2 separate regions of the Homo sapiens genome follow, and region 1 is linked to region 2. The links are chromatin loops, found by intact Hi-C in ENCODE. Cell type or tissue: gastrocnemius medialis. All regions are shown on one strand. Links, peaks and the distances in the headings refer to the core of each region. The heading gives the core; the rest is flanking DNA. Region 1 overlaps MAST4 (microtubule associated serine/threonine kinase family member 4). Region 2 overlaps MAST4 (microtubule associated serine/threonine kinase family member 4).

Region 1 (2,924 bases), core at 314-2,813, 100 kb after region 2:
ACGATCTCTTGTGTAGATTAATGCGGTACCGTTCCTTCCTCTTGGTGCTCCTCACTGTCAATGTGAAACCATTCTTCCAAAACTGCTCAGCTCAAACAGGTGCACGCAGTCATATCACTCTCCCATGAAACAAAGTTGAATGGGTCCCCATTGTTCTACAGCAGTATTTCTCCACACATGGTTTCTGTCTTATCATCATTGAATCATCTGGAGTGCTTGTTAGAAATGCAGATTTGGTGGGGTGGGGGGGGGGGTCTTCTGCACACCCATTGATTCTATAATTCTGGAAGTACAGCCCAGAAATCTGCATTCTACTAAAATGTCCAGGTGATTCTTAAAGTTTGAGAGGTACTCCACAAAAATATCAAAACCTCTTTTAATGGAATATTTTATGCTATAATCCCTTGTTATTTCTCCTGCCTCATCCCTTAACAAGTGCCCTCTGTTGTTTATGTGCCTGTCAGAAATACTGGATTACTTTAAGCTCCTCAGACACAGTAAGCTCTGCCACACCTCACTGCCTTTGCACATCCTGTTCCTCTTCCTAGAATTTCCAGCTCCTCTGCTTGGAAACCTGCACATCTTTCAAGCATGAGCTGTAAGGTCACCTCTCCAGCAAAGTGGTCCTGACCTTTTCCTGCAGACATAAATGGTTTTTCTCCTGGCTCCCCAATGAATTTTATTCATATGCATGCCTCTTTTTTACCAGTCATTCCACTGCAGCACAATTATGTGTTTACAGGTCTAATGCCCTACTATGCTTAAAGCTCTCCAAGTACAAGGACCGTTTCTATTCATCTGTGTATGTCTCAAAGTACACACCAGACACTCAGCGGAATGAATGGTTGCACACACATTTTTCTAAGGTTAACTAAAAACAAAAACAGTTATTTTTCTATTTTTCCAACTTCTACAGATAAGCCCTGAGGGATGCTTCCAAAATCAGGTTGCCTTTGTCAATTGGCTGGATGATTTTTCTTTTAAAGCACTGTCATTATTGACAATCTTCGTAATGAGTAATAAAATGATCAATAAAAAGTCCATGATATTCAGGCATATTTAAAAGGTTTATTAATAAATGAACCAAACGCCACTATTGGGTTTTTACTTTCCTTCCCAATAAGTATGGCTGAAGTAAAGTGTAGTTTGTCTTCTCTAAAAAGATGAATAAAAACATGAACTTGAGCAGGGTGACCTTTTTCCAAGGTAGTAACTCAATCCTGCTGGAAACATGATCAACACACACAGCCATAGCAGAGAAAAGATGAGAATCAAGAGTGCTACATCAACAGTGCTCAAGGTTTGCAATCTGCTGGCCACCACCTCACAGTCTGGGGCTCCTGGCTCACAAATGTCAGCTTACCCAGTGAAACCTTCCGTCGCACTTAGGAGGAGTTACAAAGTTGAACAGACTTCAGATCAGCTCATCTGAGTAATGTTTCACAATCAGTTCCCTCTGTTCATCTCCTCTCCTAGCACATTTCTTCCTCTTTCACAACTGCCCGTTCCTACATCTTGTTCTTGCCTGTATTGCACAGACAATCAATCTCACCTAAGGCTTTAGATGAGATTGATAAGTAAGAATTAACGTTTAGTTGATAACTTAGAAGATGTGACCATCTAGCTGGCTTTACAGTTTAAAGGGGACTGAAACTTTAAGATGAAAGTGCAAGGTATAGGTGATGGGGAAAGTCTGCCCATGACTTCGGAAGTCTGAGTTTAGTAGATGATGCTACCCATCAGAATTTAGAGACAGGCTTCCCAAGGAGTGGTAGCTATCACTCCATCTCCCTAATTCTTTTCATTAGAGAAAACCGGAAGTGAAGATGCGAAACACTGAAAAGGACATCAGTTCTTGATATAGACACTATCTCTTTTATTTTCCTCATAGTTATCAAGAGTAGATGACTTATTTACTAATTATGCAGACACCAAAAATGATCATTATGAAGATTATATAGCAGCATGGTAATGCATTACATGAAAAAACAACAGAAAAAAGTGCACCTGTATTACGATTGCAATCATAAAATCACGCATGCATACAGAAAAAGATTTGCAGGCATCATGGAAAACTGAAAACAGTTCATCCTACATGAGTTATTTATTTCTGCTATCATTGTTTTAATATATATTAAATCACATTATATAACTTGAGAGTGATTTACAAGTCTTTAGTAACTTGCTCCATGACTGTATCTGTCTGCCTTGCTGCCAACTCATCTTCCCTGAAGGAACTGCAGCTACCTTCAAATAACACTGCTTGATGCAAAACACACAGAAAAAAGCAGGAAGGCCCAGGCTGTCTCTGGTGAGGGCTCATGGAGGCACATCCTTCAATCGTTCAAAAATCCTAAACCATAAACTGCCTGGGGCTAAAAGATAAACATAACCACATTTAACATCTAGAGTGGCATCAGATACTGCCAGAGTCCTTTCTCTCCCCTTTCAAAATAATCATTTTTCTATTTATCCTTTGTATCTAGTGCTATAGCTTCAGAAACATTACTGCAAAAATCATGGCTCGGAAAGATCCATCCAGTGATTTTGTCCCAGAAACAGGATTGGATATACTTCAGTGAGCTGCCAGGTATCTGTAAAGCACCTAAAACTTGAGGTATTGTCTGTTACTTTCAGCTTTACTGGGGAGTGAAGTTCTTTCAGCTTTATTGTGGAGTGAAGCCTGCTGCACATAATGGAGAACACTGGCCCAGTCACTCAAATCACAAAGGCTATTTCGTATGTGCTTCAAAGATATAAGACAGGTAATATTCTGGGTGAGTCTAACACTCATCTATCAACATGGGACCCAGGGGTTATGCCCATCATATAACATGTAAGTATCCAAACAAGGGCAATTTTCGAGGAGAAAGGAAAAAGAACTCTTGGTTCTTTTTTGGCATTTCGTAAATATGAGCCATACC
Region 2 (2,924 bases), core at 96-2,595:
TATACTTGGAATTCTGGAAATACATCAGTATAAGGCAGAGGTGATACCAGTTAGAATTTATCTATTTAACTGTAGTTTCTTGTCATTCAAGTGTTATTAAGTGGCTAAACCTATGTGCTTAATGGAGTGCTGGGGGCTATCAAAAATACAATAGATGGATATCCCTAAACAATAAACCAGAGATTTTGACAAAATGAGGCTCTAGGTCCACATTCCTTGCTGGTGCAAAGAGAGCCAGATCACTCCATATATTGAACACCTGCAATCTACTAGGCCCTTCTAAATGACCACCTTGTTTCTATAGCCCTGCAGATACAGTTATCCCACATGATCACTAACATAAACTAAAAAAACATACATCTAACCTACTGAGTTGTTTCCAGTAATTGCTAGGTCTCTTGTTGAAATGTTATAGTTTGGGGCAAGAGTATCCATTTTCCTCTATCCTATTTTCATAATTCCACTATGTCTTTATTTATCTTAACCTTCTTCTAAGTTGTTTTAATTCTTTCTTAAAAGAAAGTTCTTACCTAGAAGGCACAGACAAATTAAGACTTGCCTTTTTTTTTTCTTTGAAGGAGAAAGAAAACAAAACAAAACAAACCTCTATCTAAGCCACATAGGAAGAAAGACCCAGTCTATCGAAGTTCAATGGCATTTTTAGCATAATGTCACTGGCATGGAACCAAAGCAATAAAACTAGATTGTGTTTTTCCCCCCGAACTACACCAAATGTTATTAAAATGAAAGCTTCCAGTTTCCTCCAAACTTGTGATCCTGGAACTTACTCAATTTATGCACTACAGTTTAAAAGCTTGCAGCGAAAGTATGTCCTTTTTATTTTTGTCAGGCCATCATTTGATGTGTCACTTATTCAGAGTGGCAGACATGCAGAATTTATCTTCTCCTCCCTACCAGGAAACACCCAGAGAAAACACTGCCTGTGTAATAGCTCTGTTGTTGTGAGGAAGAGAAAAAAAAAAAAAAAGTCAGGCACTTACAGAGACCGTAGAGCTGGGTGTGTTTGTCCCATAGCCAGAGGAAGGGAGAGAAGCCAACGACCAGCGGCGTCCATCAGTCCTATTGAGAAAGTGAGTTTAGCTTAGGCCAACACTGGCGTACTGTCACATGGGAACCCCAGGGAAACTAAGTATTTTTAGTCAAACAAATGACACAAACATAGTCTGTGAGGATGTGGAAATGTTCAGCAAGGGTCAGGGTAAACAAACATTATACAGTAGGTTGACTTTTATTTAAACTGAATCAATACAACCAAACAAGTAGAAAGGGAATGGGTTGATCCATATTATTGATGTCTCACTAATATACTTTGACAAAATGAATACCAGGGATAATTACAATGGTCAGACTCAGCAGATTCAAATGAATAAGAACAGAAAGGCAGGAGGAAAACACTCTCATCTGGAAGCTGATAACCAGAGCAAATGATCTTTGGAAGGGGCTAACTTCCAGCATGGCACAAGGGCCTGTGGGGACTTTCTTTGCATCCGAAACACTTTCTGCTTATTATTTTCAAGGAACAGTTATACTCATCATGCTTAGGGAAGAAGGGATCATTAGGCTCATGGCTGGCTCAGGCCTGAAGTGTCAAATAACTTTAGCATTAAGTAAGTAACTGACCTTATGCTTAGAATCTCTTAAGAGTTACTGCCTTCGGACATGACCTGGCTTGTTACAGCAAAGCCTCCTGCAGAGTCTTTGAGCATGCAGCCCAGCTCTGGCCAGTCAACAGTGGGGGCAGAGTGAAACCTTCTCCACCAGTGATAGAACTTAATGCAAAGAGTAAAGTTGTTTGCCTCAGCCTTAGAGGCAAAGCTGGCAGGAGCCATGAAAAGGGTGGTTTTATCTTCAAGTGATGATAGAATGGGTGGTTTCTCAGTTGGAGTTTGGCTGTGGATAAGGGTCATTACAAGGGTCTCAGATGAGTGAATGCAGCAGTAGAAACAATACTGCTGCAAAGGGAAGGGGACAACAGAAAGCAAATTTTCTGAAATCTCTGGCATTCCAGAGCTATTACTTTAAACGCAAGACTGTGCCTTAAAAGCCACAGAACATTTTGAATGTTCTATGCAAATTTGTCAAGGGGCAAAAAAAAGGAAAAACACACTTTAAAAAAAGCAACATTGCATTTTTAGGTCAATAAGATTGCAGTGTCATATATGGACATTTTGTAATTCGTGTTATTACGTTTGTTATTATGTTAACTTGCCAAGTGACAAGAGTGGACAAAATTTACCAGGGATACATTCACAATAAATTGAAGTTAGGGAATTCAACAACATTAGGCTTGAATTTGAGAAACGTCACAGTTAGATGTTAACGTAAAAAACTGACATTTTAGCCTAAATTTATATTCGTAGGAAAATAAAATTATAGGCTGCCATGGGTGTAACCTCCAATAAATGCAAATGGTCCACAAAGACAAGACGGAAAAATTCAAGTGGACAAATCACAGAACTACTACAATGTTAAGATTTTAGTAAAATTTACCTGTCATTTCTGTACCATGATTGGAGTACAAATGAATCAAGTATGTTAAAAAAAAGAAGCAAAGTAAGATGTATGTAAATATACCAGATAAAAGAAATTGAGATAAATTATATGTTCTTTTGAAATACTTTTAAACAACTGAAAATGTTAATGATTTAAGAAGAAAGTAATTGTAATAACATGCTTACAAAGATACTTGATTATTAAATGGACACTGGTTGATATTATTTTATTTGGCTACTTATTAAACAGTTAAGAATCCATACCTGCACTATATATTTTAAACACCTCCAATTTGATAAAGTAAGAAAAGGATATGATTTTAAAAGAATTATTCAGTCCCTTTAATAGCAATTATCAGAAACTAGTCTCTGGAAAGAGTGAGGGACACAATTTCTCCCCACCATGATTTT

Evidence for each region. Peaks named below come from ENCODE experiments on the same cell type or tissue, not always from the same donor. Only the 100,000 strongest peaks of a DNase experiment are listed, where the experiment ranks them.
Region 1: it touches region 2 in a loop (8-fold over the local background); 47 of 110 quality-filtered maps call a loop at or near these places.

The regions. Positions count from the first base shown.
Region 1 is chr5:66,991,251-66,994,174 of GRCh38, reverse strand. All of the region lies in intron 4 of MAST4 (microtubule associated serine/threonine kinase family member 4), which reads right to left. Among named protein-coding and RNA genes, the nearest start is that of MAST4-AS1, 11 kb to the left of the region's middle. In gastrocnemius medialis, for the core only: no CTCF peak of the experiment used is centred there; a DNase peak (open chromatin) is centred at 1,334; H3K27ac peaks cover 972 bases.
Region 2 is chr5:67,093,753-67,096,676 of GRCh38, reverse strand. It overlaps MAST4 (microtubule associated serine/threonine kinase family member 4), which reads right to left. Exons shown (of 29, transcript NM_001164664.2): 7 at 1,002-1,080. Among named protein-coding and RNA genes, the nearest start is that of MAST4-AS1, 91 kb to the right of the region's middle. In gastrocnemius medialis, for the core only: no CTCF peak of the experiment used is centred there; DNase peaks (open chromatin) are centred at 1,076 and 1,636; H3K4me3 peaks cover 676 bases; H3K27ac peaks cover 2,500 bases.